2 separate regions of the Homo sapiens genome follow, and region 1 is linked to region 2. Evidence: chromatin loops called from intact Hi-C (ENCODE). Cell type or tissue: GM12878. All regions are shown on one strand. Each heading gives the region's core, and the rest is flanking DNA. Links, peaks and the distances in the headings are about the cores only.

Evidence for each region. A loop is a pair of places that touch in the nucleus more often than their neighbours do. Peaks named below come from ENCODE experiments on the same cell type or tissue, not always from the same donor. Only the 100,000 strongest peaks of a DNase experiment are listed, where the experiment ranks them.
Region 1: a loop joins it to region 2, with 4 times the contacts of the local background. A loop is called at or near these places in 11 of 110 quality-filtered maps.

The regions. Positions count from the first base shown.
Region 1 is chr3:75,546,071-75,558,533 of GRCh38, forward strand. No RefSeq gene overlaps it. Among named protein-coding and RNA genes, the nearest start is that of MIR1324, 78 kb to the right of the region's middle. In GM12878, for the core only: a CTCF peak has its summit at 6,248 (motif pointing left); no DNase peak of the experiment used is centred there.
Region 2 is chr3:75,286,483-75,298,945 of GRCh38, forward strand. No RefSeq gene overlaps it. Among named protein-coding and RNA genes, the nearest start is that of MIR4444-2, 78 kb to the left of the region's middle. RefSeq lists an enhancer at 3,556-4,063. In GM12878, for the core only: a CTCF peak has its summit at 7,848 (motif pointing right); no DNase peak of the experiment used is centred there.

The DNA of each region.
Region 1 (12,463 bases), core at 2,478-10,477, 260 kb after region 2:
CTGGTGCTCATTTCAGAGTAGTTCAAATTAAGGTGATCAGCTTTCATTCCAATCACTCTACAAATCACTCCTATTATGACCAATTTTTCTAAATGCTTTATTGAATTATTACTTAAAGAAATGTGCACACAGAAGAGGTCAACACAGTACTTTTCTTAAAAACCAAACATACTGCCCAGAAGCAGTGGCTCATGCCTGTCATCCCAGCACTTGGGGAGGCCAAGGTGAGCAGATTGCTTGAGCCCAGGAGCTCGAGACCAGCCTGGGCAACGTAGTGAGACCCCCCTCTCTACAAAAAATAAATAAATACAAAAATTAGGCAACAGTGATGGCACATGCCTGTAGTTCCAGCTACTCAGGAGGGCTGAGGTGGGAGGACTGCTTGAGCCCAGGAGGCAGAGGCAGCAGTGAGCCATGATGGTGCCACTGTGCTCCAGCCTGGGTGACAGAGCAAGATCCTGCCTCAAAACAACAACAACAACAACAACAACAACAACAAACCTGAACATCTCCATATTACCGACACCCAATTCAAGAAACAAAATATTGCAGCCCCTTCCAGGATATTCCTGGGGTCTCTTCCATCTCTACTAACCCCTGACTACAAACAGCCTCCACCTATTTCACCTGACATTGTACTTTATGAAAGCAGCAGTTCTCAGATGGGGCTATTTTGCCCTATGGGGACATTAGGCAATATCTGGAGACGCTGGGGTTTGTCTCTACTTGGGGGGAGTTGTGTTACTGCATCCAGTGAGTCCAGGGATCCAGGGATGCCGCTCAACATCCTAAAATGCACAGGGAACCCCCACACATAGAACAGAGAAATTGCTGAGCCAAAATGTCAGCAGTGTCACAGCTGACACCCTGACATACACACAATCACACACTGTCTGCTCTTTCGTGCTCAGGATCTCTTTCATTCTAATCATCTCATAGGAAACAGAAATGTCATCTGGAGGTAGGTAGAGTCCAAAACAAAGAAGATCCAGAGTTTTTTTTTTTTTTTAATCAGCCTGGTGTCTTTAGAGCTAGGATTTAGTTTCCATTCTTTCTGTCTCATTTTCAAGTGATTTTTCTTCAAATGGCATCTGCTGGGCTCAAGACCTGGAGATCCCCACAAAGCTGAGATTCACATGGGAATTTTTTACACACCCACACAGGTATACACTGCCATTTACATGCAGACATCCACCCACAGATACACACATCCGGAGACCAAGACAGAAAGCAAACTCCACCATAAAAGCACGGTTCCCCAAACACGAGAAATGCACCATTCACTCCAGGGAGGTACCTATTTGTTTAATTCAGCCTCTGATAGTCAGGCTGTTGCCAAGCCCATCTCTGAAAGTCTTCCCCTCTAGGAAAGAGAGATGGATTTTTTCTTTACTCAAGAATATAGATCTAAAAAAAACAAACACTTCTGCATCTCAAAGCAGGCTCTACCTCCTGAGCTACACATATCGATCAGCATTTTATTGCCAATTTTCTTTTATTTGAACTGGAGAAAATTATAACCTAATTATGTTCTTACTGACACTTTGGAATCAGTTACACTAAATCCAATTCTTTGGGTTCTCATGATTAATTTGTTGAATTTGGGGGACAACAAAGCAAAATCATTGGTCGTGTTTTAATATAATTAGTACAGGATATATCTAAGGGGTTCAAGTATCACTGTAGCAAGAAGCTCATTCTGCAGTAAAAGGGGGATTCTGCCACTAGGATTGAGTGAGGGTGGTTCATGGCTGCACCGTTTCATCAATGTCTCTTCAAGAGTCCATGGAATGTGGAATGGGAAAGACTGAAATAGTCCAAGTTTTGGCTAAGCTTCTATTAAGGGGTGTTAGGAGCTGATAAAATAACCTGGTCTTTATAGACATCCACACTATAGTTCTCTAAGCTACAGATTCTCAGATTTTTCTATTTTATAAACCAGTAAAAATATTTTTTTAATTTGAGAACCAACATAAGGTTGCAATTTTTTTTTCTTTTTGGTAAGAAGGAACTTTTTTAAACTACCAGTTTCACACACACACACACACACACACACACACACACACACACACACACACACACAAATTCCACCATGATTGGTCAGAATAGGTGAGGTTTTGCTGCAATAACAAACAACTCCTAAATCTTGGTAACTTCAAACATCAGAAGTTGTTTTTCTCAGTCATGTTACATCTGCAGGGAGGTAAGGGGTGCTCTGTTTTCCATCAAACTTGCCCTAAGACTAAGGCTAATGGGGGTTGCATTACCTCGAGTATCACCAAGCAGGGAACAGAGGGAGAAGAATGCTAGAGAGTCTTGTACTAAGAATTAAATGCCCTAGGCTAGAAGTCTCACACTACACCTCTGCCCCCAGCCTCTTGGCCAGAACTAGCCACAACCCCTCCCCCACCACAGGGCAATGCATGCAGACAGGAGAATTGGATACATTACAAATTTCTACCCCATGGCATTTCATAAAAGGGAAAAAAATGCAAATACAAAAATGTTTTAAAAGAATAGAATATATACATTTTTAGAATACAGAACAATCCTCCAAAAAGGACAGCTGGTGGTCTTTCACCAATGGGCACATTTCTGTGACATTTTCTCTGTTTTTCCATTTTATCCTTGACCTATGAACATTTTATACAGATGGTCCAAAGAACACCATTTGGGGACCACTGCTCTAATCAGGTGATGAAAATGGCCCCAAGAACAGAGCACACTTTCTTTAGCAAAGACCCAGCAGGGCCAGGGTGACCATGTTCTCACCATCAATGTGCAGACATCCACCTGCAGCATCCTCACATCCCAACATCAAACAGTGGCTCTTTATAGCTTGATTCTAATGCCCTTTGATCTTCATAATCACTGTAAAGCTCTCTGGCCCCAAGATCTAACATCGCCACTCTAGCTACATCCCGCAACTGTTCACCTCTCCTGCCTCCTCATCCCTCTAAACTTCTCTTCACAACCTCATGTTTCCTTCTTGCTTTACCTTCCTGCTCAGCCTGGACCTTACAGTCACCTTCTTCTTGTAATGTGCTCCTAAACTCGTTCTTCCCTGCTTTCAACCACACCCACCTGGAAAATCTCCATACCCCATTGATGACTTGCCTCGCAACTGCCTAAGGGCTGCTGAATGATACTGGAGAGAATCACATCATGGATCTTGTAGTTCCACTAAATAATCTCACCATCCAACTCTAGGATAGACTTCACTTCTGTTCAGCAATATTTTTAAGCATCACAAATAAATTCCAAACCATATTTGCTATAACAATTGACTTTTAACCTCTTCCATATCTCAAAGCCCCCCAAACCCATCCCTAGGGGTTTCAGAGCCCAGAGTTGAGTTCTCTCAACTCACTTCCATCTCACCCCTAGATCACTGTATCTTGACCCTCTTCCTCTGCCTTTCCCATCTTATAAGGAGAAACATCCTTCTCCTTTCCCAAGCTACCTTCTCCACTTGTGTCTCATTTGAGACCTCCCTTTATCACCCATTCCCTTGGAACTCCCATGACTCACCACCTTCACTTGTCATTTCACTCATAAATATTTTTCACGATGTATGTGCCAGGCGTTTAATATATAATCATGCTTAAGTCTCCACATGCTAACAAGAAAAACCTTGATTATCCCTGCTATGCCCTCAAGTCATTACCCTCCCCGCTCCTTTCCTGTGTTCCCAAACTTTGTTGATCTTCATCAATCCCTCTGATGCAGATGGCTCCGAAGTTTGCACCCTATTAGGTTGGTGCAAAAGTAATTGTGGATTTTGCCATTAAAAGTAATGGCAATCATAGCAATTATTTTTGTACCAGCCTAGTATCTTTTCTCCTTCTACCAAACTTTGTCCCTGAGCCATCTCATCACCTATAACTACCTCCTCCATGCAGTTGATTCCCAGATCTGTATTATTCTACTGAAAGTCCATTACCAAACTTTCTCAGCTAGAATAACAGAAGCCCAGTTAGAATTCATGATACCATTTTCCCACCACCACCACCACCACAACCATCGCCCTGTCATTGTTAGCAAAACCATCTCTTCAGTGGAGCTCAAAGATTTGTAATCTCCCACTCCCCAGAAAGATAACTTCAGACTCAGCCTAGAAGTAAGGATCCTCCAGATATGGCCTCAATGACCCTCCAACCCATGTCCCCAGTGCATCCCTTTGATGCCCCCTTCAGTGGAGTCAAAATGGAGTGAGTGTTTTTCTTTTCACATACTCCTGGTGTTCTTCCACGAATACAATTTTCACCTCTTGAATATTTTCAAGGATTCTCCATGCTACACACAGTGAAATCCAAACTCCCCATCAGGACCCCAGTCTTCCCAAAACCTCTTTGCACTTTTCTGCCTCCACACTTTTCCTTGGGTCATCCTCTTCTCTAATATAACCTTGTGTATTACTCTAGGTTCTCCAGAGAAAGAGCAGAGAGATAGAGGTAGAGCTATACACATAGAGACAGATTGATTTGTTGTAAGGGATGGCTCACATGGTTATGGAGGCTAAGGAGTCCTGGAGTCTGCAGCCAGCAAGCTGGAGACCCAGGACAGCCAATGATATAGTTCCAACTCGAGTCCACATCTAAAGTCAGGAAAAGATTGATGTCCCAGCTCAAATATAATCAGGAAAAAAGAGCAAATTCTCTGTGACTCCACCTTTTTGTTTTGTTCAGGCCTTCAGTGGATTGGATGAGGCTCACCCATATTGGGGAGGACAATCTGCTTTATTCAGTCTACCAATTAAATGTTATCTTCATCCAGAATACCTCAGAGACACACCCAGACTAATGTGTAGCCAAATATCTGGGCACCCCACAACCCAGTCAAATTGATACATAACATTAACCATCATGTCTTGCTTCTACTCTCTCCCCATTACTGCATGTCCAAATCCTTCTCTTATTTCAAGGCTTAGTTCAAATGTCACCTCTTAACTAAGCCTTCCCTGCTAACCCCAAATATTAATAGAATTGGTTTCTCCCTTCTCTGATATCTCAAAATACTTTGTGTGTTTCTCTTTTACTGTATTTATTACAAACTCCCTTATAAATTGAGACAGTGATTCCCAGACAAATTATCAAAAGAGTATAAAAGAAGCCTTCTTTGAGTGTGAAATATCTCATGGAATTTAGCACATGGCCTCTTCATGAAGAAACTACTGGGAGAGAAGAAGACAAGCTGGAAGAGGCCAGGGAAAGGGGGTTAGTACAAGGGAGGTTAGTACAAAACTTTTCTTCGTCTCTCATCCTACCCGACTAGAAATACCCACAGGGGTGGAGGGGCAGGCCACCCCTTCATCTGGCGCCCAATGTGGGGCCTTTCTCTAGGGTAAAGGTACGATAAGAACATGAGCATTGAGGACAGCCGACAAGAGATTCCCGAGTACGTCCACAGTCAGCCTTGCAGTAAGCTTGTGCGCTCGGAGGAATCCAGGGTAACAATGGGGCAAACTGAAAGTAAATATGCCTCTTATCTCAGCTTCATCAAAATTCTCTTAAGAAGAGGGGGAGTTAAAGCTTCTACAGAAAATTTAGTTACGCTATTTCAAACAGTAGAACAATTCTGCCCATGGTTTCCAGAACAGGGAACTTTAGATTTAAAAGATTGGGAAAAAATTGGCAAAGGACTAAAACAAGCAACTCGGGAAGGTAAAATCATCCCACTTACAGTATGGAATGATTGGGCCATTACTAAAGCAACTTTAGAACCATTTCAAATAGAAGAAGATAGCATTTCAGTCTTTGATGCCCCTGAAAGCTGTGTAATAGATTGTGAAGAAGAGGCAGGAACAGAGTTTAAGAAAGGAATGGAAAGTCCACATTGTAAAAATGCAGTACAGCCTGTAATAGCTCAGTCAATGCAAAATGTTGACTATAATCAGTTACAGGAAGCAATATATCCTGAAACATCAAAATTGGGGAAAGGAGGTCCAGAATTATTTGGGCCATCAGAGTTTAGACCATGATGGCCACCATCTCCTTCTCCCGCGGTTCAGATACCTGTGACATCACAATCTCAAATGCTAATCCAGGCACAGTATCCACAATAGCAGGCAGTAGAAAATAAAACCCAACCATCGGTAGTTTATCAACACCAGCCGCCAGCCGAATTTCAGTATCGGCCGTCTCCAGAGGTTCAGTATGGATCTCAGGTGGTGCGTCCTGTGCTAAATAGCAAGACACTATATCAACAACCCACGGCGATGGCGTTTGATCCTACAGCACCACCTAGTGGACAAGATGGTGCACTGCATGAGACCATTGCTACAGCCAGAAAACAGGGAGATCTTGAGGCATGGCAGTATCCGGTAATTTTACAACCCATACCGGCCAGAAAAGGGAGTCAAACAGGAGCATCTGTCTGAACTGAGGCTAGATATGAATCTTTCACCATGAAAATGTTAAAAAATTTAAAGGAAGGATTTAAACAATATGGACCCAACTGTCCTTATATGAGAACATTATTAGATTCCATTGCTCATGGAAATAGACTTATTCCTTAAGATTGGGAAATTTTGGTTAAATCTTCCCTCTCACCCTCTCAGTATCTACAGTTTAAAACCTGGTGGATTGATGGGGTACAAGAACAGGTATGGAAAAATCAGGCTATTAATCCTGTTGGTTATATAGATGCAGATCAGTTGCTAGGAACAGGTCCAAATTGGGTCACTATTAACCAACAATCAGTAATGCAGAATGAGGCTATTGAACAACTAAGGGCTATTTACCTCAGGGCCTGGGAGAAGATTCAGGACCCAGGAACCTCCTGCCCTTCTTTTAGTTCAATCAGACAAGGCTCTAAAGAGCCATATCCAGACTTTGTGGCAAGGTTGCAAGATGCAGCTCAAAAATGCATTGCAGATAATAACGCCCGAAAAGTTATTGTAGAAATAATGGCTTATCAAAATGCAAATCCAGAATGTCAATCGGCTATAAAGCCATTAAAAGAAAAGGTTTCAGCAGGAGTTGATGTAATTACAGAATATGTGAAGGCTTGTGATGGGATTGGAAGAGCTATGCATAAAGCAATGTTAATGGCTCAAGCAATTACAGGGGTTGCTTTAGGAGGACAAGTTAAAACATTTGGGGGGAAACTGTTATAACTGTGGTCAAATCGGTCATCTAAAAAATTGTCCAGGCTTAAATAAACAGAGCAAAAAAAAGGAGGCACCTGGCCTGTGTCCAAGATGTGGAAAAGGAAAACGTTGGGCTAAGGAATGTTGTTCTAAATTTGATAAAAATGGACAACCATTGTCGGGAAACGGGAAGAGGGGCCAGCCCCAGGCCCCACAACAAAGTGGGGCATTCCCGATTCAGCCATTTGTTCCTCAGGGTTTTCAGGGACAACAACCCCCACAGTAAATACCACCATTTCAGGAAATCAGCCAATTACAACAATACAAGAGTTATCCCCCGCCACAGCAGGCAGTGCTGCAGTAGATTTATGTTCACTCAGATTATTTCTTTACTCCCTGGAGAGCCTCCGCAAAAGATTCCTACAGGGGTATATGGCCCGCTGCCAGAAGGGATGGTAGGCCTTATTTTAGGAAGATCAAGTCTAAATTTAAAGGGAGTCCAAATTCATACTGGGGTAATTGATTCAGATTATAAAGGGGAAATTCAGTTAGTGATCAGCTCTACTGTTCCCTGGAGTGCCAATCCAGGTGAGAGAATTGCTCAATTACTGCTCTTGCCTTATATTAAAATTGGAGATAGCAAAACAGAAAGAACAGAAGGGTTTGGAAGTACCAACCCTGCTGGAAAAGCTGTTTATTGGGCTAGTCAGCTCTCAGAGAATAGACCCTTGTGTACAGTTACTATTCAGGGAAAGCAGTTTGAAGGATTAGTGGATACTGGGGCTGATGTTTTTATCATTGCCTTAAATCAATGGCCAAAAAATTGGCCTAAACAAAAGCCCGTTGCAGGACTTGTTGGTGTGGGCACTGCCTCAGAAGTGTATCAAAGTGCCAAAATTTTACATTGTCTGGGACCTGATAATCAAGAGAGTACAGTTCAGCCTATGATTACTTCTATTCCAATTAATTTATGGGGCCGAGACATATTAGAACAGTGGCATTCAGAGATTACTATTCCAGTCTCCCTATACAGCGCCACTAGTCAAAAAATTATGACTAAAATGGGATATCTCCCTGGCAAAGGACTAGGGAAAAATGGAGAAGGCATTAAAGTTCCAATTGAGGCTAAAGAAAATACAGAAAAAAAGGGATTAGAGTATCCTTTTCAGGAGTGGCCACTGTAGAGCCTCCAAAACCCATTCCATTAACTTGGAAAATAGAAAAGCCTGTATGGGTAAATCAGTGGCCACTACCAAAACAAAAGCTGGAGGCTTTACACTTATTGGCAAAGGAACAATTAGAAAAGGGACATATTGAGCCATCATTTTCGCCTTGGAATTCTCCTGTGTTTGTAATTCAGAAAAAATCATGCAGATGGCACATGCTAACTGATTTAAGAGCCGTTAATGCAGTAATTCAATCCATGGGGCCTCTCCAACCTGGGCTGCCCTCTCCAGCCATGATTCCCAAAGATTGGCCTTTAATTATAATTGATCTGAAGGATTGCTTTTTTACCACTCCTCTGGCAAAACAGGATTTTGAAAAATTTGATTTTACTATACCAGCTATAAATAATAAAGAACCAGCCACCAGATTTCAGTGGAAGGTGTTGCCTCAGGGAATGGTTAATAGTCCAACTATTTGTCAGACTTTTGTAGCTCAAGTTCTTCAACCAGTTAGAGACAAGTTTTCAGACTGTTATATCATTCATTGTGTTGATGATATTTTGTGTGCTGCAGAAACAAGAGACAAATTAATTGACTGTTACACATTTCTGCAAGCAGACGTTGCAAACGCAGGCCTGACAATAGCATCTACTAAGATTCAGACCTCCACTCCTTTTCATTATTTGAGAATGCAAGTAGAGGAAAGAAACATTAAACCACAAAAAGTAGAAATAAGAAAAGACACATTAAGAACATTAAATGGCTTTCAAAAATTGATAGGAGATATTAATTGGATTCGGCCAACTTTAGGCATCCCTACTTATGCCATGTCAAACTTGTTCTCTATCTTGAGAGGGGATCCAGACTTGAATAGTAAAAGAATATTAACCCCAGAGGCAAATAAAAAAATTAAATTAGTTGAAGAAAAAAAATCAGTCAGCACAAGTAAATAGAATAGATCACTCAGCCCCACTCCAACTTTTAATTTTTGTTACTGCACATTCTCCAACAGGCATTATTGTTCAAGATACAGATCTTGTAGAGTGGTCATTCCTTCCTCACAGTACAATTAAGACTTTTACATTGTACTTAGATCAAATGGCTACATTTGATCAGGCAAGATTACGAATTCGTAATCAGGCAAGTTTACGAATTCGTAATCAGGCAAGATTACGAATAGTAAAATTGTGTGGAAGTGACCCAGATAAAATCATTGTTCCTTTAAATAAGGAACAGGTTAGACAAGCCTTTATCAATTCTGGTGCATGGCAGATTGGTCTTGCTGATTTTGTGGAAATTACTGATAATCATTACACAAAAGCAAAAATCTTCCAGTTTTTAAAATTGACTACTTGGATTTTACCTAAAATTACCAGACATAAACCTTTAGAAAATCTTCTGACAGTGTTTACTGATGGTTCCAGCAATGGAAAAGAGGCTTACACTGGACCAAAAGAACGAGTCATTGAAACTCAATATCACTTAGCTCAAAGAGCAGAATTGGTTGCTGTCATTTCAGTGTTACAAGATTTTAATCAGCCTATTAACATTGTTTCGGATTCTACATATGTAGTACAGGCTACCAAGGATATTGAGACAGCTCTAATCAAATATAGTATGGATGATCAGTTAAATCAGCTGTTTAAATTGTTACAACAAACTGTGAAAAAAGAAAGTTCTCATTTTATATTAGTCACATTCGAGCACATACTAATTTACCAGGGCCTTTAACTAAGGCAAATGAACAAGCTGATTTGCTAGTATCATCTGCCTTCATGGAAGCACAAGAACTTCATATCCTGACTCATGTAAATGTAACAGGATTAAAAAACAAATTTGATATCACATGGAAACAAGCAAAAAATATTGTACAACATTGTGCTCAGTGTCAAGTCTTACACCTGCCCACTCAAGAGGCAGGAGTTAATCCCAGAGGTTTATGTCCTGATGCACTATGGCAAATGGATGTTACACATGTACCTTCATTTGGAAAATTGTCATTTGTCCATGTAACATTGATACTTATTCACATTTCATATGGGCAACCTGTCAGACAGGAGAAAGTACTTCCCATGTTAAAAGACATTTATTATCTTGTTTTGCAGTCATGGGAGTTCCAAAAAAAATTAAAACAGATAATGGGCCAGGATATTGTAGTAAAGCATTTCAAAAATTTTTAAATCCATGGAAAATTGCACATACAACAGGAATCCCTTATAATTCCCAAGGACAGGCCATAGTTGAAAGAACTAATAGAACACTCAAAGCTCAATTGGTTAAACAAAAAAAGGAAAAAGACAGTAAACAGTATAACACTCCTCAGATGCAACTTAATATAGCACTCTGTACTTTAAATTTTTTAAATATATATAGAAATCAAACCACTACTCCTGCAGAATAACATTTTACCGGTAAAAAGAACAGCCCACATGAGGAAAAACTGATTTGGTGGGAAAATAACAAAAATAAAACATGGGAAATAGGTAGAGTGATAACATGGGGGAGAGGTTTTACTTGTGTTTCACCAGGAGAAAATCAGCTTCCTGTTTGGGTACCCACTAGACATTTGAAGTTCTACAATGAACCCATCAGAGATACAAAGGAAGGCGCCTCTGCAGAGACAAAAAACCCACAATCGAACATCATCGACTCGCAGGATGAATAAAATGGTAATATCAGAAAAACAGATGAAATTGCCATCCACCAAAAAGGTGGAGCTGCCGACCTGGGCCCAGCTAAAGAAGCTGACACAGTTAGCTAAAAAAAGCCTGGAAAACACAAGGGTAACACAAACTCCAGAGAATATGCTGCTTGCAGCTTTAATGATTGTATCAACAGTGGTAAGTCTCCCTACGTCTGTGGGAGCCGCTAGAGCTAACTATACTTACTGGGCCTATGTGCCTTTCCCACCCTTAATTCGGGCAGTCACTTGGATAGATAATCCTATTGAAATATATGTTAATAACAGTGTATGGGTACCAGGCCCCACAGATAACCGTGGCCCTGCCCAACCTGAAGAAGAAGGAATGATGATAAACATTTCCATTGGGTATCATTATCCTCCTATTTGCTTGGGAAAAGCACCAGGATGCTTAATGCCTACTATCCAAAATTGGTTGGTAGAAGTACCTACTGTCAGTGGCACCAGTAAATTTACTTATCATGTGATAAGTGGAATGTCACTCGGGTCACAAATAAATAATTTACAAAATTCTTCCTATCAAAGATCATTAAAATTTAGGCCTAAAGGGAAACCATGCCCCGAGGAAATTCCAAAAGAATCAAAAGACCCAAAAGTCTTAGTTTAGGAAGAATGTGTGGCTGATACTGCAGTGGTACTACAAAACAATAAGTTTGGAACTATTATAGACTGGGCCCCTCGAGGCCAGTTATATTATGATTGTATGGGCCAGACCCACTCGTGTTCACAGGCTCTATCTGTCTGGCCCCCTAATCCAGCCTATAATAGTGATTTAACTAAAAAACTAGACCAAGTTTATAGAAGGCTAGAATGACCCTATCCATGGAAATGGGGTGAAATGGGGATTTCATCACCCCGACCAAAGTTAGTTAGTCCTGTTGTTGTTCCTGAACACCCAGAATTATAGAAGCTTACTGTGGCCTCATACCACACTAGAATTTGGTCTGAAAATCAAGTTATGGGAACAAAAAATCATAAGCCATATTATACTCTTAACCTAAATTCCAATCTGACAATTCCTTTGCAAAGTTGTGTAAAACCCCCTTATATGCTAGTTGTAGGAAACATAGTTATTAAACCAGATTCCCAAACTATAACCTGTGAAAATTGTAGATTGTTTACTTGCATTGATTCAACTTTTGATTGGCAGCATCGTATTCTGTTAGTAAGGGCAAGAAAAGGTGTGTGGATCCCTGTGTCCATGGACCGACCGTGGGAAGCTTCTCCATCTGTACACATCTTAACAAAAGTATTAAAAGGAGTTCTAACCAGATCTAAAAAATTCATTTTTACTTTGATTGCAGTGATTATAGGTCTTATTGCAGTCACAGCTACTGCTGTGGCTGCTGGAATTGCTTTACACTCCTCTGTTCAAACTGCAGAATATGTGAATAAATGGCAAAAGAATTCCTCAAAAGTGTGGAATTCTCAGACTCAAATAGATCAAAAATTGACAAATCAAATTAATGATCTTAGACAAACTGTTATTTGAATGGGAGATAGGCT
Region 2 (12,463 bases), core at 2,945-10,944:
GCAAAACCCCATCTCTAATAGAAATACAAAAGTTATTACGGTGTGGTGGCACATGCCTGTAATCCCAGCTACTTGGGAGGCTGAGGAAGAAGAACTGCTTGAACCTGGGAGGCAGAGGTTGCAGTGAGCCGAGATCGCACCACTGAACTCCAGCCTGGGTGACAAGAGCAAAACTCTGTCTCAAAAAAAAAAAAAAAAAAAGAAAGAAAGAAAGAAAGAAACTGCCATACCCTTTTTTCAAAGTGGTCCTACCATTTGACATTCTCAACAGCATTATAGGAGAATTCTAGTTGTTGCCACATTCTTGTCAAAGGTTGGTAGGGTCAGTTTTTTAAATTTCTTGCCATTTTAGTGACTGTGCATTGGTATTTCATTGTGGTTTATTTGCATGATAACTAATGCTCAACACCAACTAATCACGTTGAGTATTTTTAATGTGCTTATTTGCCATTCATATATCTTTTTTGGTGAAGTGTCTCTTCAAATATTTTGCCCATTTAAAAATTGTGTTGGTTCTTGTTATTGAATTGTAAGAATTCTTTCTATCCGGATATAAATCCTTTGCCATATATGTGTATTACAAATGTTTTCTCCTAGCCTTCCACCTCAGCCTCCCAAGTAGCTGGGAATGCAGGTGTGCACCACCACTCCAGGTTTTTCTGTTTTTGTTGTTGTTTTTGGTTTTTTTTTTCTGTAGAGACAGGGTCTTGCCATGGTGCTGAGGCTGCTCTCAAACTCCTGGGATCAAGCAGTCATCCTGCCTCAGCCTCCCAAATTGCTGACATTACAAGCATGAGCCACTGTACCTGGCTAACTTTTCATCTTTTAAAGTAGTGTCTTGCAAAGAACAACATTTTGAAATTTTAATGAAGTCCAGTTTATCAACCTTTTGGTTCATTGTCCATGCTTTTTGCATAGTAAGAAATCTTTGCCTGCCTCAAAATTGCAAAGCTTTTCTTCTGTGTTTTCTTCTAGAAATAGTTTTAGATTTTTACATTCACTTGTGCTTATTCTTAACTTCTCATTTGGTCTCTTGGATCCCTGGGTCCATGGAGCTATTCTGGAAGGGTTACTAGTATCTCTTTTTGCTTGTAATGGGAGCAAACCTTAGGACCTAACTGGAGTCCTTTGATTACATCATCAGCCATTTGGGCTTGCAATCACATAAACACACTGAAGGAAATTCCAGTAGGAGAGTGTTCTCTCCTACTTAGGTACTGTAATAGAGAATAAGACTAGTTATCCTTTTAGCCTAAATTGGATTTATATCCCTCTGAAGAAAAGTAGGTGGGGTGCCAGGAGCTGATTTGGCTAAAAGAAGAGAGAAGGTGTTCTTGCTGAAATGCCTGGGAAGGACAGGGGGATCAGGAGGCAACAAGGTGTCTGTCCTGGATATTTATGATGAGCCAAATTCTAGCAAGTCAAGCAGAAACTGAAGGATGTGATTTCATAACCGATGTTGTGAGACAGAAGAGCACAAAGGTGCTGCACTGGCACCTGGAGGGAAAGTGTCCTAAGGGGGAGAAAGAAGACACTTTTCCCCACTTCATGTAGACTCAGCATGGTTTTAGCCAGAAAACACTCTGGGAAGTCTAGGGTCACTTTGGCACCATGGGAGTTTGCCCCTCTGGTTGCTCCAAGAACACAGGTATTAATGTAGCACAGATATTAATATTAATATTAATTAGCACAGATATAAATGTAGTCACAGAAAGAAAAATAGGTGAAAAAGAGACACGTTCTTCAGTGCATGAGAGACTCCCTTTGGTATCTCTCAGAAATGTGGAAGCAGAGGCTATAGCACAAGCCTGGGTTATTGCTAGTAGCAAGACAGAAAATGAGGCTTGGGCAAGCTGTAGTTATAGTTACAATGGAAATGACTGGCCCAAGAGAGTGCTACAGATTACATAACAGCCACTAAGTAGAAGGACAGGCAGAAGGGGTAGGCAAGACATGTTCTCTGGCTGTTGCAGTCACCAAAAAGCCAGGGTACAAAGGCAGGGAGTTATCTGAACTGCCTTCCTGGAGGGTCATGCATTTAGGATCTGACTCATTGATTCTTTTCCTTAATTTTGCTCTGTACATTTCTCTAAGAGGGCTAACCAGTGTCAAGGTTTGATAATATCTGAAATGGTATTCTGGTACCAAAGTATCATCTCACAAAGTGTTTAGAAATTGCAAAAGAGGCTCCCTCTCCCTCTCCCTCTCCCTCTCCCTCTCCCTCTCCCTCTCTGTCTCCGTCTCCCTCTCTTTCCACGGTCTCCCTCTGATGCCTAGCCAAAGCTGGACTGTACTGCTGCCATCTCGGCTCACTGCAACCCCCCTGCCTGATTCTCCTGCCTCAGCCTGCCGAGTGCCTGCGATTGCAGGCGCGCGCCGCCACGCCTGACTGGTTTTCGTATTTTTTTGGTGGAGATGGGGTTTCGCTGTGTTGGCCGGGCTGGTCTCCAGCTCCTAACCGTGAGTGATCCGCCAGCCTCGGCCTCCCGAGGTGCCGGGATTGCAGACGGAGCCTCGTTCACTCAGTGCTCAATGGTGCCCAGGCTGGAGTGCAGTGGCATGATCTCGGCTCGCTACAACCACCTCCCAGCCACCTGCCTTGGCCTCCCAAAAAGCCGAGATTGCAGTCTCTGCCCGGCCGCCACCCCGTCTGGGAAGTGAGGAACATCTCTGCCTGGCTGCCCATCGTCTGGGATGTGAGGAGCCCCTCTGCCTGGCTGCCCAGTCTGGAAAGTGAGGAGCGTCTCTGCCCGACCGCCATCCCATGTAGGAAGTGAGGAGCGCCTCTTCCCCGCCGCCATCCCATCTAGGAAGTGAGGAGCGCCTCTTCCCCGCCGCCATCCCATCTAGGAAGTGAGGACCGTCTCTGCCCGGCCGCCCATTGTCTGAGATGTGGGGAGCGCCTCTGCCCCGCTGCCCCGTCTGGGATATGAGGAGCGCCTCTACCCGGCCGCGACCCGGTCTGGGAGGTGAGGAGCGTCTCTGCCCGGCCGCCCTGTCTGAGAAGTGAGGAGCCCCTCCGCCCGGCAGCCGCCCCGTCTGAGAAGTGCGGAGCCCCTCCGTCCAGCAGCCACCCCGTCTGGGAAGTGAGGAGCGTCTCCGCCCGGCAGCCACCCCGTCCGGGAGGGAGGTGGGGGTCAGCCCCCCGCCCGGCCAGCCGCCCCGTCCGGGAGGGAGGTGGGGGGGGTCAGCCCCCCGCCCGGCCAGCCACCCCGTCCGGGAGGTGAGGGGCGCCTCTGCCCGGCCGTCCCTACTGGGAAGTGAGGAGCCCCTCTGCCCGGCCAGCCGCCCCGTCCGGGAGGGAGGTGGGGGGGTCAGCCCCCCGCCCGGCCAGCCGCCCCGTCCGGGAGGGAGGTGGGGGGGTCAGCCCCCCGCCCGGCCAGCTGCCCCATCCGGGAGGTGAGGGGCGCCTCTGCCCGGCCGCCCCTACTGGGAAGTGAGGAGCCCCTCTGCCCGGCCACCACCCCGTCTGGGAGGTGTACCCAACAGCTCATTGAGAACGGGCCATGATGACAATGGCGGTTTTGTGGAATAGAGAGGGGGGAAAGGTATGGAAAAGATTGAGAAATCGGATGGTTGCCGTGTCTGTGTAGAAAGAAGTAGACATGGGAGACTTTTCGTTTTGTTCTGTACTAAGAAAAATTATTCTGCCTTGGGATCCTGTTGATCTGTGACCTTACCCCCAACCCTGTGCTCTCTGAAACATGTGCTGTGTCCACTCAGGGTTAAATGGATTAAGGGCGGTGCAAGATGTGCTTTGTTTAACAGATGCTTGAAGGCAGCATGCTCGTTAAGAGTCATCACCACTCCCTAATCTTAAGTACCCAGGGACACAAACACTGCGGAAGGCCGCAGGGTCCTCTGCCTAGGAAAACCAGAGACCTTTGTTCACTTGTTTATCTGCTGACCTTCCCTCCACTATTGTCCTATGACCCTGCCAAATCCCCCTCTGCGAGAAACACCCAAGAATGATCAATAAATAAATAAATAAATAAATAAGAAAGAAATTGCAAAAGAGAAAATATACTTTACAATCCAGATACCTGGCAGTTAACCACATGATCAAATTTAGCATCAATGACAGTAGGACAACTAGATATTGTATACCTCTTGCTGTAATATATTATGAAGTACACAACGTCAACTATGAAGCATTCTTTTTTTTTTTTTTTGAGATAGGGTTTTGCTCTGTCACCCAGTTTAGAGGGCAGAGGTGCAAAGCTCACTGCAGCTTTGACCTCCCAGTCTCAAGTGATCCTCCCACCTCAGCCTCCCTGGTAGCTGGGACTACAGATGTGTGCCACCATACCTGGCTGATTTTATATATATTCTTTGTAGAGATGTTGTTTCACCATGTTGCACAGGCTGGTCTTGAACTCCTGTGGGAGTTCTGCCTGAAAGTGCTGGGATTATAGGTGTGAGCCACTGTGTCCGAACTATGAAGTATTCTTGCCAAAATGAATTAACCTAAATCTAATCAAGCTTCTAGGCCAGAAGTATCCAATAGCAATACAATGTCAGCTACAGCTACATGTAATTTCAAATTTTCTGGTTGCCACCAAAAGCACAAAAAGAAAAAATAGATAAATTGTACTACATAAAGATTAAATACTTCTGTGCATCAAAGGACACAGTCAACACAGAGAAAAGGCAAACCACTGAGGGCGAGAAAATATTTGCAAATTGATATTCATAATATATGAAGAATCCTTACAACTCAATAACTACAAAATAATTAACAGATTGAAAAATGGGGAAAGGAGTTGAATAGACATTTCTCCAAAGAAGATGTACAACTGGTCAATAAACACATGAAAAGACTAATTAGGAGGGAAATGCAAGTTGAAACCACAATGAGATCAAACACATTAAGTTGGCTAGTATAAAAAAAAAAAAAAAAAAAGAAAGTGCCAGGCACAATGATGCTGTAGTCCCAGCTACTCAAGAGGCTGAGGTGGGAGAATTTCTTGAGACCAGGAGTTAGAGGCTGCAGTGCACTAAGTGTGAATAGCCACTGCACTCCAATATGTGCAAAACAGCAAGACCCCATCCCTAAAATAAAATAAGATAAAATAAAATAAAGGCAACAAAAAATAACAAGTATTGGTAAGGATGTGGAGAAATGGGAACCCTTGTGCATTGCTGGTGGGTGTGTAAAAAGTATAGCTGCTCTGAAAAATGGGATGGCCATTCCTCAAAAAATTAACCACAGAATTACTATATGATCCAGCAATCCCACTTCTGCATATACATCCAAAAGAAGTAGAATCAAGGACTCAAACAGATATTTGTACCCCCCTGTTCATAGCAGCATTATTTACAACAGCCAAAAAGTAGAAGCAATAAAAGTGTTCATCAATGTATGAATGGATAAACAAAATGTGGCATATACACATAGTGGGATATCATTCAGCTTTAAAAAGGCAGGAAATTCTAACACGTGCCACAACATGGATAAACCTAGAAGACATTGTGCTAAGTGAAATAAGTCAGTCACAATAGCACAAATACTGTGTGATTCTATTTACATGAAGTACCAGAATTGTCAAATGTATAGAGACAGAAAGTAAAATGGTCATTGCCAGGGGCTGAGGAGTTAGTGTTTTACTGGATGCAGTTTCATGGGGTAGATAAAAAAGTTCTGGAGGTAGATGGTGGTGATGATTACACAACAATGTGACTGTACTTAATGCCACTGAAGTGTACATTTAAAAATGGTTAAAATGGTACATTTTATGTTATGTGTATTTTGGCACAATGAAAACAGCTATAAAAGGCATTCTTGAAACAACTAGGGATATCTGATATTCTGGAATTATTATTACTTTTCTTAGGTGTAATAAAAGTATTGCGGTTATATACATTATATAAAAACAGGATAATGTCCTTATTCTTAGGAGACACCTTCTGAACTATTTGGGGATAAAGTGCTCTGTAATATCTGCTCTGTGAAGACAGACCTTAGGGAGGCTTTTCCTCTTTATTATACTTCAGGCACCATACTTGGGTACCATACTCATCACATGACCCAGCAATTGCCTGGACTTTGCAGGCTCCAGATGGTCTTCCCACATGTTAACCCTCACAACAACCCCAAAGATAGGTCTTATAGGTCCCTATTTAGTAGGTAAGGAAACTAAAGTTCCAATGTTTTCCCAGGATCACTTGGTGGTACATCCCCGCAGGCCAACTGGAACTTGAAGCAAGCGACACAAGCTGGAGACTCTTATTTTCTCTACATGGACTGAAGTTTCAGTAAAGACTCAGTTAACACAGTAGATTTTTCCAAGACTTTGGGGTTTGAAAGGTCACTGGGACAGGCCAGAAAAGAGGAAGCAGAAAACATATCAATTCTTAGAGTGTGATATGTGAGATTCTTCCAAATGATCTGTGGTCTGGGTCTATTGCCCACAGAAGGTTGATGGCATCCTGGATAAGATCAGGTCTTCTAAAGCAGACTCGGGGTTGGAATTTTTGCTCCATCACTTACCAGCCATGCTACTTGGGGTAAATTACTTAAACAATCCGAACCTTAGCTTCCTCATCTGTAAAACAGAAATAATAATAATATTTCTCATGGGGCTGCTGTGAGGATAAAATTAGATAATGTACCCAAAGCTCTTCACACAGAAAAGCCTCCCCTGCTGGATCTCTCATGTACCCCCTGGATTTTCTAGCAGAGTGTGGCTTCTCCAAAACCTTCTCAAACAGCTGTTGAGAATCAATGTTTGTAATGAGAAATATTGCGAATGAGGAGCCAGAAAAAGTCTGACAGCCTTTGCAGCAGGGGGATGAGAAGGAGGTGGTTGTGTGTGTCCTCAGCTCAGTGGTAGGTACTGGGCATGTGGTAGGAATGAGAAAGTAAAAGTAGCTATTATTATTAGGATAGTATCTATAACTTTTATTTTTTTGCATAAATTAACAATTTAACAAAAACCAGACATCATTTTTGTTGGTGCTTTACTAGAAACATTGCTGTTTTCTAATGACTTCTGGTAGTATTTCATTATTATTTTTTCTTTTTGGTTTTATTTTGTGTAAAAGGACTAAGTGAGATGGGTCTTTGCAATTTTTTTCTTTCCAATTGACTAGCTAGTCAATGCTCCTTTGGACCCCTGCCCACCCCCCTGAAAAAAAGGAAAAAGAACAAATTGAGAACTTATGAAACCACAACCCAGAAACCTGAATGTTTTTCATTTTAACTTTTCTTGGAAAAAATTGATGAAAAGTCTGTGCTGTGGTTTTAAATGGCATTGGGATGCCTATCTCCTGTCCCTACTCCCAAGACCCTAAATGTGATTTATATATCCCTATTTTAAGCTAGTGCAGATTTATGAGACTTTAAACACCATGGATGGAGTTACTGGAGGTTTAAAGGGATTAAGCAGGTCCAACAACACCTGGAGGTGTATAAGTTGTTTAAAAGATTTATCAGCATTTCCATGTTAAAATTCACTTCTCAAGGTTTCTCATATCGTGGATCTAAATCTATTTTGGGCAGAGGAGTAAATTTTTAGGATGTCTCATAAATGGAGAAAAAAACCATCCCTCTATCGCTTCTTGCTTTGTTTTCTGGGCTGTGCCTCTGCCCCCTCACCTCTCTATCTTGCATGTCTAGCTAGTTCTGTCTCTGGGGTTTCCCTTCTCTCTGTTTCTGTCCTCTCTCAAGCAGTTGATCTCTTAGTGTTCCTCTGTGTTCACAAACTCAGCATCTGACCCATGAACCTAACAACAGCCAGAGAGAGCCAGAAGCTTTCTTGCCTGCCTTTGGCTCCTCGTGGTCCAGGGAGGGCTGCGGTGGGTGGGAATGCCTTATGACACAGGGTGACTAGTCTCTGTGTTTACACCAGGGGGAGCAATGACTCCGTGGCTGAGAGGGGCTGGCTAGAGTCTGGAGTTTCCAAGTGTCCATTCAAAGCAAAATACACAATTCCTAGGCAGTTAAATTTAGAAGACTCTGTATTGAACACACTTGAAAATAGGTTCAGGGCACAACATGGGCACACACGCTTTGTCATATTCTACAAATACTGGGGAGAGCCAACATTCTTCTCATTGCCAATAATTATGCTCATCAGCCTCCATGTCTTGCCTCTCATGTTTCTTCCACATCCCAGTTCTGCCTACCCTGACCAATCAGTGTGGATGTAGGGAACATGAACACATTTTAATATCATCCTGAACCAGACATCACTGGGAAGGAAATTGGAGAAACTAAAACCCTAGAAAAGACAAATCTAATCTACAGTGACAGAAAGCAGACTGCTGGTTGCTTGGGGCCAAGGTAGGGGCAGATCGGCTGAGATGGCACAAGAAAACTTTTTGTGATGTTGAAAGTATGCTATGCCTTGATTGTGGTGATGGTCACACAGGTATATAAAGTTGTAAACACTCACTAAAATCTACGGTGAAAATGGGCATAAACTATACCTTGGTTTTTAAATGTCTCTGTTGTACATTCATGCCAGCCTTTACCTCCATTAGCACAGACAATAGGAAGTTGTGTGTGAATCTTAGAATGCTCCCCAATCCAGGGATGGTTGTTCAACCAGCCTATGCCATGTATCCATAGAGGGCACGGATAATCCAAACCAGCAGATAAAACACCTAATTAGTTCTAATTGACTCTGGACTTATTCTGTGCATTTGCATTCCCTGAGTACAACCTGACTGATAGGAGCAGGGAGAGTAGGCAGCCAAGAAATGCGGCAGGGGACGCCAGATTAAACAATTACAAGGGAGGGACAATGAAAGGGTGACTGACCACGCAGATGATAAAGAATTGTTGACTTTGTCATGAGAACCGCATATTGCTCAAAGCAATTGGTGAAGTGGAGCAGATGTGCATTAGAAACGAAACCAACCACCTGGAATGGTCATGGTCTCTGGATAACAGGAGCTTCATCAACTCCGTCTTTTCCACATCTCTACAATTTTGATATTACTTAAGTCAGGCACACTGCTCTATTCATTCTGACATCCGAATATCCATTTTAAAGTGGGCTAGGCTCACCCAGAGGATGATACAACTAGATTAAGAAATGAAGTGAAGGTTTAGAACATTGGATTTTTGTCCGTTTGTGTGACCTTCTGGAAAATCACTTGTTTCATTTATTTGTTCCTTTATTCCCTTATTCAATAAAATTATTGAGTACCTATTATAAATGAGGCTGTTTGCAAGACATTGGTGATATATTGCTATAGGTGTCGTTTTCCTCATTTGTAAATGCTCATACTGGGATCCCTGGACTCTCCTGACCACGTGCTAATGGTGGGTAGTGATGAGGTCAGGCTCTGAGACCTTCAGTGGTGCGCCTAAATGTTGAGGTTGCCTCAATGCAAAAGATAAGACTCTCCAACTTCATTGGTCTGTATCTTTTTAAAGGGTGGCTCCAGATCACTGAAAGCATCTTTGCCATGAAAATTCCAAGGAAATGAAATTAAGCATGTTAGTTTTATTTGTTGAAAATTTGCCCTTTAAAAACCTCCTGAGACCATTTTAAAATTAATTTCTTATTGCTTCAAAGCACAAACTCACATTTAGGTATGAACTAACATTTGATCTAGTGCAAGGCAGTAAACTAGGGTTTTTGTCAGGCCTTTCTCCCTGATTTGCAGTGTTCCCTGGCACACCCACCCCCTCACTAAGCAAAATTTAGAAGTCAACAGACACAAAATTCCTTCTCCCTTGAAATCTTCTTCACACTTACTTTCAAGCATCCAAGATATACAAGCTCTTTCAAGCACACAAGGTCTGTTCCCTTCCAGGTCATCAAGTCAACTCTCAGAAAAGAGTCTGATAGAGTGAGATTCAATTTCTACTCTGTCCATTTATAATGTGTGACCCATGGAAAGTTCCCTAGCTTCTTTGCCCTGTAGTTTATTCATCTGGTAGTGGGGATAACAATATCTACTTTGAGTTGTTGTCCACTTTAAATAAAATAATGGATATAAAAATACCCAGCCAATAGTAGAAAATCAATGGTGGTTGTTATGAAAGCCTAGCAGAGGTGAAGGCTGGAGATTAGAGAGAAAAGTCTGCCATAGAGTGAGAAGTACTCCATGAGGAACCAGGACCTTCAGTCTTTGTTGAGTAGGTGGCTCCTATGGAAGGATAGGATCTTCAGACTGTTAAGCTCAGAAGTATGTATTATCTATCTGGGAGGACTGGCATTCTAAAAGGGGAAATAGGTCATCCATATGCCAAAAATGGGAGGGCCTGGCACCCAGCTATAGGAAGAATGAATATGGAAGAATGATGAAGAAAAAGTAATCTCCAGACAGCTGTGGTGGCCATATCAGCAGATGCCACCATCAGATTACCTCCACATTCCCCCAGGAAAAGTTGACATTTCCTGGTCCTTTCCAAAGAAGGCACAGTCCCACCAACAGGTCAAAATTGGTATCACAAAGAGGGCTGAGAACCTGAAGATGGAGCATGCCTGCTGATCCAAAAACAACAGATAACTGGCTCCGGCTGTGATTAAAGTTGGTTGGAATTCACAGCCGGTAGAACAGTGACCACATTAATGAACTGAACTTCAGCTTATCCTCCTGTTCCAAAGTCCTTCTTCCCTCCACACTCACAGCCAATTGTACTATGTAGATTTATGATGTTAGCACCTGGAAGTGTTGGATGGCCTTGATTGCTGTTTAATAAACTCTAACGTGTGATTTGAAGATATAGTTACAGGATGTAAACTGACTTTTAATTGCTAGGAACCCCAAATAAAAACCAACTACATTGTAGAGCTCCACATAGGCAGGGACAACATCTATCTTTTCTACTGCTTTATATCAAGCATCAAGCTCGGAGCTTCTTGGATGTCCAACCATCCTGGTTCACCTGGAGCTCTCCTAGCTTCAGCACTGAAAATTCCTGTGTCTCAGGAAACTGCTCAGTCACAGATAACCAGGGATGGCTGGTCACCTGGACTTGGCACATAATAGATGGCCAATAAATTTTTGTCAACCAAAAGAAATGCATTAAATAAGTAGTAGAAGTGTAACTGGAATTGCAATGCAATAAATTATATTAACTACTTTGGATACAAATCGGTCTCTAATAGATACTGGTTTGAAGTTGAGTTTGATGAAACCAGCATACTAATTTGATGATATATAGACCAGTTTTAGACTTTCTATACCTTCTCATTTCTGTCCCTTCTTTTGACCTAAGTGTGTATATCTGGGCAATTAGCAACAGGGCCACACAGTTTCGAACTGTCAAAACATGGTCAAACATGACTAGGATTTCTAAAGTTATTTTTCTAATTATTAACTTTCCCATCCCATCTACATAGAAGCCGGCTGCTTTAACATGATCCATAGCATACACTTGGGAAGGAAGGAGCATTTGTACAATCAAAGAAATTCAACAATCCTTTACTGAGTGACTACTATGGACACTGTGCTGGGTGCTGCAGGGCATTCAAAATGGGTGAAAAAGGATACTTGCCCTTAGCAGCTCTCAGTCTAGGGAGAGGATGTATGAATAAACAGACATGAATATTTATGATATGAAGCAGAAGGGTATACTATTTTAATGATTTTAATTGTGCCCTATATGACTACGGGAGAGAGGGAGATTGATTTTGAGGCATTGTGGAACGTCCACTTGAAGGAGATAGGATTTAAGGTGGGCTTTGAAGGAAGTACAGGACTTCAAAAGTTGGCTATGGGGTGGGGAGAATTTCTTTCCAGGTAGAAGGGAGAGTAAGGGCCTGGGAATTAGTTGCATTAGGCCACTTGCTACAGAAACCTGACTACAGGGACTTAGCTAAACAGAGATGTACATACAAGAAGCCCAAGGCTAATGCAGAACTTCAAGGAGCCGTCAATTCTCCAGGCTTCTTTTCTCTTTCTGCTCCACCATCCTTAGCTTGTGGCTTTATTGATCTGTGTTCCCAAGATGGTTGCTCCACCTCAAGCCTCATGTTGTGCACAAGGCAGGAAAAAGGAGAAAGAAAAAAAAGTAGCAAAGAAAAGGAAGAAGGAAAGAAAGGAAGGAAGGGTGGGGAGAAGGTGGAGCCTGTATGAGGAGGGCAAAAATTTTCCCCAAATCCTTAGCAGACTTTTTATTCAGTTATATCTCATGATAAGAAACAGGTTACATGGCCACCCTAGCTGCAAAGGAGTCTGGGCAGGTGAGCATCATAGCTGGACATATTGCCCTCCTGAATATTATTGTAGTTCTGTTAGTAGCAAGGTGGGGCAGAATGGATTTGGGGTAGGTACCCAACAGGGTCTGTGCCTTTGAGCAGAAGCCTAGAGATGAGGACAGGGCAGGGATTGCTGGATAAATGAGAGAATGAAGAGTAGAATCTTGTGCCTGGAATGGAGCAGGTGTGTGTGGTGTGTGTGTTTGCGTTTGTGTACATGTGCATGTGTGTATGTGTTGAGGGGGCAGGACAAGATGGGATGGCTTTATAGGTGTGGAGAGAATTCATCTGGAGAAAATAGT